Linked DNA regions of Homo sapiens: region 2 is linked to region 1. Evidence: read pairs that join two places in POLR2A ChIA-PET (ENCODE). Cell type or tissue: MCF 10A. All regions are shown on one strand. Each heading gives the region's core, and the rest is flanking DNA. Links, peaks and the distances in the headings are about the cores only.

Region 1 (5,386 bases), core at 237-5,236:
GAAACAGCACACTGTTTGAATAAAGAGCGAGTCGGTATTTATATTTGTTTTTCTTTTGTCATGATTATTTGATTTTTAAGTTGCTCCAGCTAAGGCATTTTTTTGTATTAGTATTTCTATTAGGGAACCTTTCTTATTAGGTGGTTTGTATTGTCTGGTTTCTAACATGCAGGTAGCTGTTTGGCAGTTAAACACGTTTAGAGTAATTTGAGTTACAACGTGTGAAACTGAGCAAAAAAGCAGTGATAAGTTTGGGTTACCATACCAAATATTTGTTTTCCCACTGGAAAAAAGTAAGTTTTAGAAAATAGTTAACCTTTGCAGCATTTGTTTACAGTTTACAGTTCCAGAAGTGCGTCGAAATGGATTACATAACTGCTCTTTTATTCCTGGTGTTCACATCTGTCCCAGGCTGACACCTGCTCTTGGCTGGCCCACTTTGGTATGGGCTTTAATTTCACTACCCCAAACACGATACTGTCATCTGCTTTATAATAATGCTCAAGATGCCTGATAAAAATCTCATTTTGCAGCCAGACAAGCCTTGAATCCTTTTGGCACTAACTGCAAAGGAAGATTTTTTTCTCTAGATATGCATTAGCAGCTAGTGCTCCAGTTAGAAGCACGAACTATAACCTTGATAAGTAAACAGCAGCTGGTGGTTAACAAGTGGATCGTCATGTTCAGTAGTTTATACATTATGTGAGAAGTAACGTTCTGATTCTTTTTCTTACACAGAATTGGCAGAGGGGGTCGATTTGGGAGGAAAGGTGTGGCTATAAACTTTGTTACTGAAGAAGACAAGAGGATTCTTCGTGACATTGAGACTTTCTACAATACTACAGTGGAGGAGATGCCCATGAATGTGGCTGACCTTATTTAATTCCTGGGATGAGAGTTTTGGATGCAGTGCTCGCTGTTGCTGAATAGGCGATCACAACGTGCATTGTGCTTCTTTCTTTGGGAATATTTGAATCTTGTCTCAATGCTCATAACGGATCAGAAATACAGATTTTGATAGCAAAGCGACGTTAGTCGTGAGCTCTTGTGAGGAAAGTCATTGGCTTTATCCTCTTTAGAGTTAGACTGTTGGGGTGGGTATAAAAGATGGGGTCTGTAAAATCTTTCTTTCTTAGAAATTTATTTCCTAGTTCTGTAGAAATGGTTGTATTAGATGTTCTCTATCATTTAATAATATACTTGTGGACTAAAAGATATAAGTGCTGTATAAAATCAGCCAATTATGTTAAACTAGCATATCTGCCTTTATTGTGTTTGTCATTAGCCTGAGTAGAAAGGCCTTTAAAATTTTTTTAGAAAGCATTTGAATGCATTTTGTTTGGTATTGTATTTATTCAATAAAGTATTTAATTAGTGCTAAGTGTGAACTGGACCCTGTTGCTAAGCCCCAGCAAGCAATCCTAGGTAGGGTTTAATCCCCAGTAAAATTGCCATATTGCACATGTCTTAATGAAGTTTGAATGTTAAATAAATTGTATATTCACTTTAAAGGTGCTTTTGGTCATTTTATTTTTATTACAACTTCATTATTTACAAAACCCCCCATCCAGATATATTCACGTTAACAATTCTGAGATAACTGCTGCATCACAGTTGCACAAAGGCTGATGAGTTGCAAATGTTCATCAGCACCATCTGCTAGGCATTTGTCAACTTCCTACGAGAAAAATTTAAGAAATTAGCATCCTTCAGGTAGTTAAATGTTCCATTGACATGTGCAAAGTACCTACTTACGGCAAGTTTTTCTGTGATAATAGACTTCTGTTTATCAGATAAGTTATTTTCTACAACCACATCATGGAGTTGATTGACGAGCTGAGTTGCTGCATGACCCTCATCTATTAAATCCTATAATAAAAAAAACTTTTGGTATGATGACTTAATATTCCTTTCCCCAAAGTTAGTAAGCTGACTTTACCTTGACCACAGCTTCTAGTTTGTCAAAAGAGCCACTCTGACAGGCAGCAAATACTCCATCAATTTTCTCAGCTGGTATTACCTAGGTAATTGAATGTTCGGTATTAAAGATGTTTCTAGGTGAGACTAGACATACACTCTGCCAACTGGCCCCCGTGCCCCCAGTCATTTCTGTTCCACACCTAAGTTCCATACTTTCCTGGGAAGGCTTTGGGAGAACGGAAAGGGCCAGAGTAACTCCAGTCACCACTAAGCAACCAAGGTGCTAACAACTGTGCTTTTAAAGCCCTTTAATGGCTTTGTGAACTTCCAAGTTTGGGCACACATGGATTATAGCTTGTTCTGGTCAGTGGATGAAGATTAAGTTTTCCCCTAGCGGCTATAACGATTCCTCAGAACAGTGGCCAAGATCAATCAAAAAGACTGATTTCTTTAAAGGGGAAGTGCCCTTTCTCTCAATGTCTCCATGTAAAGATGCCACTAATGAGATTGGTTTAAAAAGTCCACAATATCCAGAAAATTAAAGAGGATTAGTGGTACCAGTCTTGTCATATGGAAGGCCTACCGTGAAGGTGAAAAACGTCATAGAAACAAAGAGGATTAGTGGTACCAGTCTTGTCATATGGAAGGCCTACCGTGCAGGTGAAAAATGTCACAGAAACAAAAGTTGTTAAGTAGTAGTGATTCTGAAGTGAGTTTTTACATGGGAGTATCCAAAGACAAGTGGGGTACTCCATTCTCTTTAATAAATGATTACTGTAAGTTGGATATGCCTTTTGTTTATATACAACTGGCAAAATAGTTTTCATGTATAAGAACATCTGCTAAAATTGATTTAACTGCCAAAGGCATCTCTTATAAAATCTAAAAACTGAAGGCTGGGTGCGGTGGCTCCCACCTATAATCCCAGCACTTTGGAAGGCTAAGCGGGGGGCGGATCACCTGAGGTCAGGAGTTCCATACCAGCCTGGTCAACCAACATCGTGAAACCCCGTCTCTACTAAAAATATACAAATTAGCTGGGCATGGTGGCAGGTGCCTGTAATCCCAGCTAATTGGGAGGGTGAGGCGGGAGGTGGAGGTTGCAGTGAGTCGGTATTGCGTCACTGCACTCCAGCCTGGGCGACACAGCAAGACTCTGTCTCAAAAAAAAAAAAACAAAAAAACTAACAACTGAAAGTGTCCTTTTCTTTCCTGAAATGTCTGTTACATGCCTGACAAACTGAAAAGTCAGTGCTATCTCCTCACCTCAAACACTCTGATACTCCCAGGTTATTCCCTTATACTTCCTAGTGCAGTACTTGGCACTTGCTAAACACCCAGTATTTGTTGGATGAAAATTTCCTAAAAGCCACAAAAAAGCCAACTAAAAAGAAATTCAGAATATCCAGTACTCTTACCCCGGCAATGTCTGTAATCACTTTCTCTGTGATCTCCTTTCCACCTGTTAATCGAGTAGCGCTTTGAAGAAATGTAATGGCTTTTCTTAAGTCTCCTTCTGACACTTTAACAAGATAAGCTATTCCCTGAAGAGAAAAGAGTTGTTTTTAACCTATGATGGCCAATTAAGGATTTATAACTTTAATTTTAAAATGTTTAATAAAAGTGAAAAACCCTGTTTTAGTCTAGAGTTAATGAGAAAAAACATTTCTGTTTTGGGAGAAAATATGATCAGTCTAGGGGCCGGGTACAATGGAAGGATAGAGATCTCTTGCTTCTGAAATAAATTTGCAGAGATGAAAAAATGTTCCATATTTATCCCATTTTCTTGCTCACGTAAAGCAAATTCAAATTATGGTTAAATTCTGTTATAATGAATAAGGGCCTTATGTTTCTATCAATTTTAGGGAAGTACTGAAGTATTAGCTAGAAGACTAAAATCTTGTCATCATGCAGAGATTTATGTTGCAGAATTTGCATTATATGTATGAAATCCACCTCAGTTTCGGGTCTCTGATATATTAAAAGATAATTAACTCAAAAAGTAATAGAAAAGCTAAACCTTGTAATTCCTACACATTTCAATTGTTGCCCCTTTAGCTTAAGTTTGTCTGAAGAACTGGCATCAGGATTGAGGCAACACACATTTAAATCTTTCAGGGCCTCTTTATATGCATTCATCAAAGGAATTAGTAACTCTAATAATTGTAATAATTAGTAATTACCTCATCACTAATTTTGACATTTTCCTTCTTGGCAATGTCTAGTAATCGCTGCTGTTGAATTTTATCTGACAGAGGCTTGAAGCGGAATTTTGAACATCTAGAGGTCAGGGGTTCAATTATTCTGTGGAAGATGAGAAAAACCAAGTTGGTGTCTAAAGAAAGAATTTCCCCAAAAGAACTCATTTTTATCAAGAACAAATCAAGATTTGATGGAGGAAAAATTAATGTAGCCTTGAAAATCCTAAATTTCCTTTCCCTAATTGGGTTATGAAAATAAGGCTGCCTAGCATCTGTCTTCAGGGCAATATACATACCGACTGACATAGTTACAGATAAGACAGAATCGGGTGGTTTTCGACTCCTTCTCCATGGTACGTCTTAAAGCTGCCTGAGCAGCTGAGGTCATAGAATCTGCTTCATCCAGAATCACAATCTTAAAAGGCGGACACGGCTTCCCACTGATTCAGAGAAACACATAAGAGTTGAACATTAATATGTATATTGGTTTTAACAGCTTTGTTGAAAGATACACGTACCATACAATTCACCCATTTAAAATGTACAATTCAGTGTTTTTCTGTATGTTCACAAAGTTGTGCAACCATTACCACAATCTAATTTTAGAACATTTTTATCACTCCTAAAAGAAACTTTGTACCTATTAGGAGTCACTCTTCTTCCCCCAGTCATTCCCAGCTCTAGGCAATCATTAGTCTACTTTCATCTCTATAGATTTGCCTATTCTGGACATGATATGAATGGAACATATAATATGCAGTCTTTTGTGGCTGACTTCTTCCACTTAACATATTTTAAAGGTTCATCCATATTGTAGCATGTGTTTGCGTCATTCCTTTGTATTGTCAAATACTATGGCAAATAGATACACCACATTTATTCATCCATTAATCGGTTGGACATTTGGGCTGTTTCCATGTTTTGGCTATTAAGAATAATGCTGCTGTGAACATTTGTGTACATGTTTTTGAGCAGACATGTCTTCCAAGAGGCTGTACCATTTTACATTCCAACCAGCAATGTATGCGGTTTACCATTTCTCCACATCCTTGTCAATGCTAGTTATTTTCTGTATTTTTTATCATAGCCATCCTAGTGGGAGTTACGTGGTATTTCAATGTGGCTTTGATTTTCATTTCCCAAATGGATAATGATGTTGATGAGCATCTTTTAATGTGCTTATTACACATGCACGAAATGTCTATGCAGATCCTTTGCCTTTTTTTTTTTTTTGAGATAGAGTCTTGCTCTGTCGCCCAGGCTGG
Region 2 (5,386 bases), core at 128-5,127, 82 kb before region 1:
AAAGTTTATGGAGTCTGCAGAGTATATTTGTCCTACGATGCAGGAGCCTTGGACTTGAAAAGCCCAAAAGATCTTGTCGTAATCTGCAAAGTCTTCAACCCTCAGGTGGGTTGTCTAAGCAACTTTGTCATGAGCAGTGCCAGACTAAGTGAATTTGCACACACATAGTGTAATTGGTTCTTATGGCTTTGTAAGAGAGATTGTGTGTGAAAGAGAGAGAAAGAGAAAGACAAGAGATACAGAGCATGCCCCATACTGGGGAAAGGAGTGCAATTGCTATTATCACATGAAAAGTACAAATACTTTTCCAAGAATTGGGGAGAAACAAGATTTGGAAGAAAAGTAAAATCATGTCCAATTCAATCAACCTTGAATGAATTTGAAAATGCTCCTTGCAGTCAGGACTCCAGCGCTGAGACTTAGTCATTCCTAGCTTTTATTATTAGGCACAGAATCTAAGGAGAATAAATTAGCCTCAAATTTATTATATAAATGTATATAAATAAGATGCAAAACTATATTTTACATCTGTCCCAGAAATCTTAGTTCTATTTTTTACATGAGTACAAAGATTTGCTTCATGGAATTTTTTATATCAGAAACAAAACTGAAAATACTCCAAACATCCACATCCCAAATTAAAAAAAGAAAGAAAGAGAAACAAAGGGCAGGGTTGTCACCATGAACATGACTCTGTAGATATTTTTAAAAATTAAACTCTAAACAAGGAAGAGGGGGAAGAGGTTAAGTGTTCAGCCTTGGGGAGTAAGGGATGTCCATACCGTCAAGCCTCAGACCTCTATCAAGAATATCAATTATAAGGCCGGGCGCAGTGGCTCACGCCTGTAATCCTAGCACTTTGGGAGGCCGAGGCGGGAGGATCACGAGGTCAGGAGATCCAGACCATCCTGGCTAACACGGTGAAACCCCATCTCTACTAAAAATACAAAAAATTAGCTGGGCATGGTGGTGGACGCCTGAAGTCCCAGCTACTCCGGAGGCTGAGAGGAGAATGGTGTGAACCCAGGAGGCGGAGCTTGCAGTGAGCCGAGATCGCACCACTGACTCCAGCCTAGGTGACAGAGCAAGACTCCCTCTCAAAAAAAAAAAAAAAAATCAATGATAAGGCACTAGTTCCCCAGTGTTGGTCCCACACATGGGTTCCAGGCCATAATATAGTTTCACCACTGTCTGTTAAAATGAGAAAAATAAGGATAATAATGTTTCTTTTTTTTTCCATAGAGATGGGGTTTCGTCGTGTTGCCCAGGCTGGTCTCGAACTCCTGAGCTCAAGTGATCTGCCCACCTGGGCCTCCCAAAGTGCTGGGATTACAGGCATGAGCCACCATATCCAGCTGATAACAATGTTTTTTATATCTAACATTTATCCATCTGTAGGACTATCTTTTACTCTGAAGTTGTATTTCTGACCCTTTTGTGAAATGATGATGGAAGATGACAGTTGTTTATATTTTAAATATCAACTGGGTTAGATGACAATTTCAGAACCGTTTTTTAAATTCTACTTTTCAAATTCATTTGTGGAACCCAAGATCTGGGCGCCATTGGTCTAAACCCAGTTAAATGTCTAAGTTCTCATTGCGTGTTACATGATGATATTCACTTTTCTGTGTTCCATAACCAGGAATATAGAATCATCAATGGTGTAAACCCCATTTGGGCTATCCTTTTTTCACATTTGGGCTAACCTTTTCACTCTGGTGGACATGAGCATTCTCCTACTGCTAAGCTTCCATTTAAACCCCACGGGTCCCGAGATCACCATTATCCCCACAAGCCACAAGAACTTGGATTCCCACCTCGCCCAGATGAAAAAGATCACTCGGACAGACCTCCACTTCAACAAAAGAGCTCCTTCACAATTGCCCCCTTCTTGGTCAACAGGTCATCACACCCCTTCTGGCACAAACAGGACCCAAAATCACCCTCATGACTCTAATTCTACAGTCTCTATTACTGCTTGGGCTACATCTGGGCATACCAAGAAGGTATGGTACTTAAAGGATGGACGATGATAGTGATGAAGATGATGATTATTATTATTACAAAAGTGATGCAAATTCTCTCCTAGTGATTATTTCTAGTTACATAAATTTCCTCTTGGAAAAATAAGTTCTAAATTCAATCATGAAGCAAACAAACCTCTGGCTATAAATTGCAAAGAAGTTTGCTGGCATAAATCATGATCGTAAATTCATGTTCACAAGAAATATCACTTTATGTTCTGAACAAATTTATTTCAATTTCATGTTGCAATCCTACTGGCCTAGTGGGAAATTTAGCCCCAGTCCTTCTTGGGGTACCCTTGCCCTACCCTGCTATTTTCCACACAAGGTTGGGCCACAGTTCTAGAATCTCACACAGTGCCAAGCTGTCTCGGTAGTGACCACCAGAAGGAGGTCTGATCCTTGATCATTAGCCCAACAGTCGCCCCTGCTAAGGGATAGTCACCACCCTGTTCACATCACTCTGAGTCTGGTTTATCTGCTACTTCTGTAGCAAAGTGTGGATGCAGGAGTGTCTGTAACTAGCAATGGACATGACTGCTAAGATAAGGCATGTGACTATTCTCTCCCTGGCTTCTTGCTGCCTTTCTGGCTACAGGCCCAGAAAGCAGGGCAGAGGTGTCCTCTGCTTCAAAGACCCCAGGCCCCGCTGCTCTTCTTATATCTTCTTCCTCAGCTAAGGGCTCTCTTTCTAGTTTCAGGCAAGTTCACTTTATTTATTTTTAGGGCCAGAAGACTATTTTTCCATGCTGAAATCGTCTTTCCTTTTCCTTCTCAAATCAGAGCTCAATCATTTGAAACAAGAAAAAAGAATTCAGATTCTCTACACCTTCCAACTACAATGGTGATACTCAAAGTATTGCATAACCAATATGAAACAAGCACTGACCAATCAGTCCAGATAAAACAACGAATCAGAACAGCCACCATCCATAAACAACCAGTGTGGCCACGCTGGCAGATGTAGCTGCATGTGGCCCTGAAGAATCACATTCCTCCTGGAGGCATGGACACCAGGTCAGCTGCTTGAATGGGGAGAAGAGAAAGATGAGAACCAGGGAGGACAAAAGATACAGAGGTTAATAACTCGGAATGTATCCTCCTGCAGAAGCACTGGAATAGGGTTCAATAATTTACAAAGTACTTTCATGAACATTGCTTGAATTAATTACAATACTACCTTGAATACAGAGGAGTTGAAGCTCTCAATTCATTTCAATTAAATGCATTCTTCACATGCACACCTGATACTGCAGGGGAATAATGGGATAAGAAACCATTCCCGGGCCGGGCGCGGTGGCTCACGCCCGTAATCCCAGCACATTGGGAGGCTGAGGCGGGCGGATCACGAGGTCAGGAGATCGAGACCATCCTGGCTAACACAGTGAAACCCCGTCTGTACTAAAAACAAAAAAAATTAGCCAGGTGTGGTAGCGGGCGCCTGTAGTCCCAGCTACTCGGGAGGCTGAGGCAGCAGAATGATGTGAACCCGGGAGGCAGAACTTCAGTGAGCCGAGATCGCGCCACTGCACTCCAGCCTGGGCGACAGAGCGAGACTCCATCTCAAAAAAAAAAAGAAAGAAAGAAACCATTCCCACCCTGAGATCACACATTCTACTAGAGGCTTTAGACGATACACCATGTGTCCTTGCCTTTCTAGACTTTTTATGTCATCATGGCTAAAAAGGCTATGAATCTTTGCAAATACTCTGTAGACTTTCACAGGTGATGTTCACAGAGGGAATGTGACTGCCTCCTCAAATGTCTAAAGCCCAGTCGCCTCACTCTTCTCTGGAAAAGTTCTCCCACTTCCCACCATCACCCTTGCTGTCAGTGGCACCACCACTCTCTACGTCCTACAGGAGAGAAATGCTTACCGGTTCCCTCTTTTTCTTCATCCACATAATAGCACAGACGTTGTCTGGTTTGTTCACTAAAGCGCCTCCCAAACACGAGGGGTTCAAGAAACGTTTATTTAATGACCTGGTGCAGTAAACATTTATTATGACTCTGAAGATTTTTCTGTTTTGTAATTTCATCTTTACCAACAAGTCCCTTATACAGAAAATATCATTGTATCAAAATAGGTCAGTTGCTGGAACAAACAAACTCAGTGGCCTAATGATGGAGAATGTGATTTCTCTGTCATGTTACAGGTCAATACGGGTTATCAGCAGGTGGCCATCTGCATGGTGATTCGGGATGCCAGGCCCCTTTTGTCTGTGGCTCTGCCTTCCCCTTGGCCTCAGAATTGTCTCTTGGATCCTCTGCATCCAGCCCACATGGGGAGAGAGTGGAGGATCATGAAGGTGGTTTCTGTGGGCCGGGTCTGGAAGGCGCATGCATGATTCATGCTCACATTTCACTGGCTAGAACTCAGTCATATGGCCACACCTAATGCAAGGGAGATGGGGAAATGAAGTCTACCTGTACTCCAAGGAGGAAAGGGACATAGGCAAGGAAAATGGGCTGTACCATCACCATTTCTTAGGGAAGAAAGAGGAGAACCAAAAAGGTCGAATTACTTACTTAGGATCTTACAGTCAGAAAATGTGGGACTGGAATTAGAACCTTGATAGGCCTCTGCCACAGCCACATGCTGTCTTCTTGATGACACTGCCGGCAGACGCTGCCCGGGCCTGTTTCTTTTGTTGTTATTGTTTTGAGATGGAGTTTCCAGCTCGTCGCCCAGCCTGGAGTGCAGTGGTACGATCTCGGCTCACTGCAACCTCCCCCTTCCTGGGTTCAAGAGATTCTCCTGCCTCAGCTTCCCAAGTAGCTGTGATTACAGGCACCTGCCACCATGCCCAGCTAATTATTGTATTTTTAGTAGACATGAGGTTTCGCCATGTTGGCAAGGCTAGTCTCATACTCCTGACCCCAAGTGATTCGCCTGTCTCTGCCTCCCAAAGTGCTGGGATTACAGGTGTGAACCACCGCGCCTGGCCTGTTTGTGAGCCTTCACTGGAAACACACATTCTGGTCAGCCTCGACCACTCCTGTCCACTTCCCCCTGGACAGTGCTCCCTCATGCATTTCCCCATCCTCCCAGTGTTCAGCTACTGCATCTCTACTTTTCCTTCCTCTCTGTCTCAGAACTTCACAAAATCTCTTCCACTCTTCATGTTTTCCACACAATTCCCCATTACAATCTACCTTCTCCCATGACTATGAACCTGAAGCTATTTCAGTCAGGCAGGGATTCTTAGACACCTTTCCCTAGCTTTGGAGATAGTTTATAAGAAATAATCACCACGCCCTGCACATATATTAATATTACCTCATTCACTTCTCAAAAACACCGTTAAAATATTATGATTTTCTACCATTTACAGGTGAGAAACCTAAGGCTCAGAAAG

Evidence for each region. Peaks named below come from ENCODE experiments on the same cell type or tissue, not always from the same donor. Only the 100,000 strongest peaks of a DNase experiment are listed, where the experiment ranks them.
Region 2: POLR2A ChIA-PET joins it to region 1 with 6 read pairs; 7 of 35 experiments call an interaction of 5 or more read pairs at or near these places.

Annotation. Positions count from the first base shown.
Region 1 is chr3:186,788,387-186,793,772 of GRCh38, forward strand. It overlaps EIF4A2 (eukaryotic translation initiation factor 4A2), which reads left to right. Exons shown (of 11, transcript NM_001967.4): 11 at 739-1,511. The coding sequence ends at 883. RFC4 (replication factor C subunit 4) reads right to left here. Exons shown (of 11, transcript NM_002916.5): 6 at 4,418-4,561; 7 at 4,104-4,224; 8 at 3,339-3,464; 9 at 1,940-2,020; 10 at 1,756-1,869; 11 at 1,514-1,678. The coding sequence ends at 1,583. Among named protein-coding and RNA genes, the nearest start is that of SNORA4, 3.5 kb to the left of the region's middle. In MCF 10A, for the core only: no CTCF peak of the experiment used is centred there; DNase peaks (open chromatin) are centred at 2,255 and 2,985.
Region 2 is chr3:186,706,614-186,711,999 of GRCh38, forward strand. It overlaps the pseudogene HRGP2. Among named protein-coding and RNA genes, the nearest start is that of KNG1, 8.1 kb to the right of the region's middle. In MCF 10A, for the core only: no CTCF peak of the experiment used is centred there; no DNase peak of the experiment used is centred there.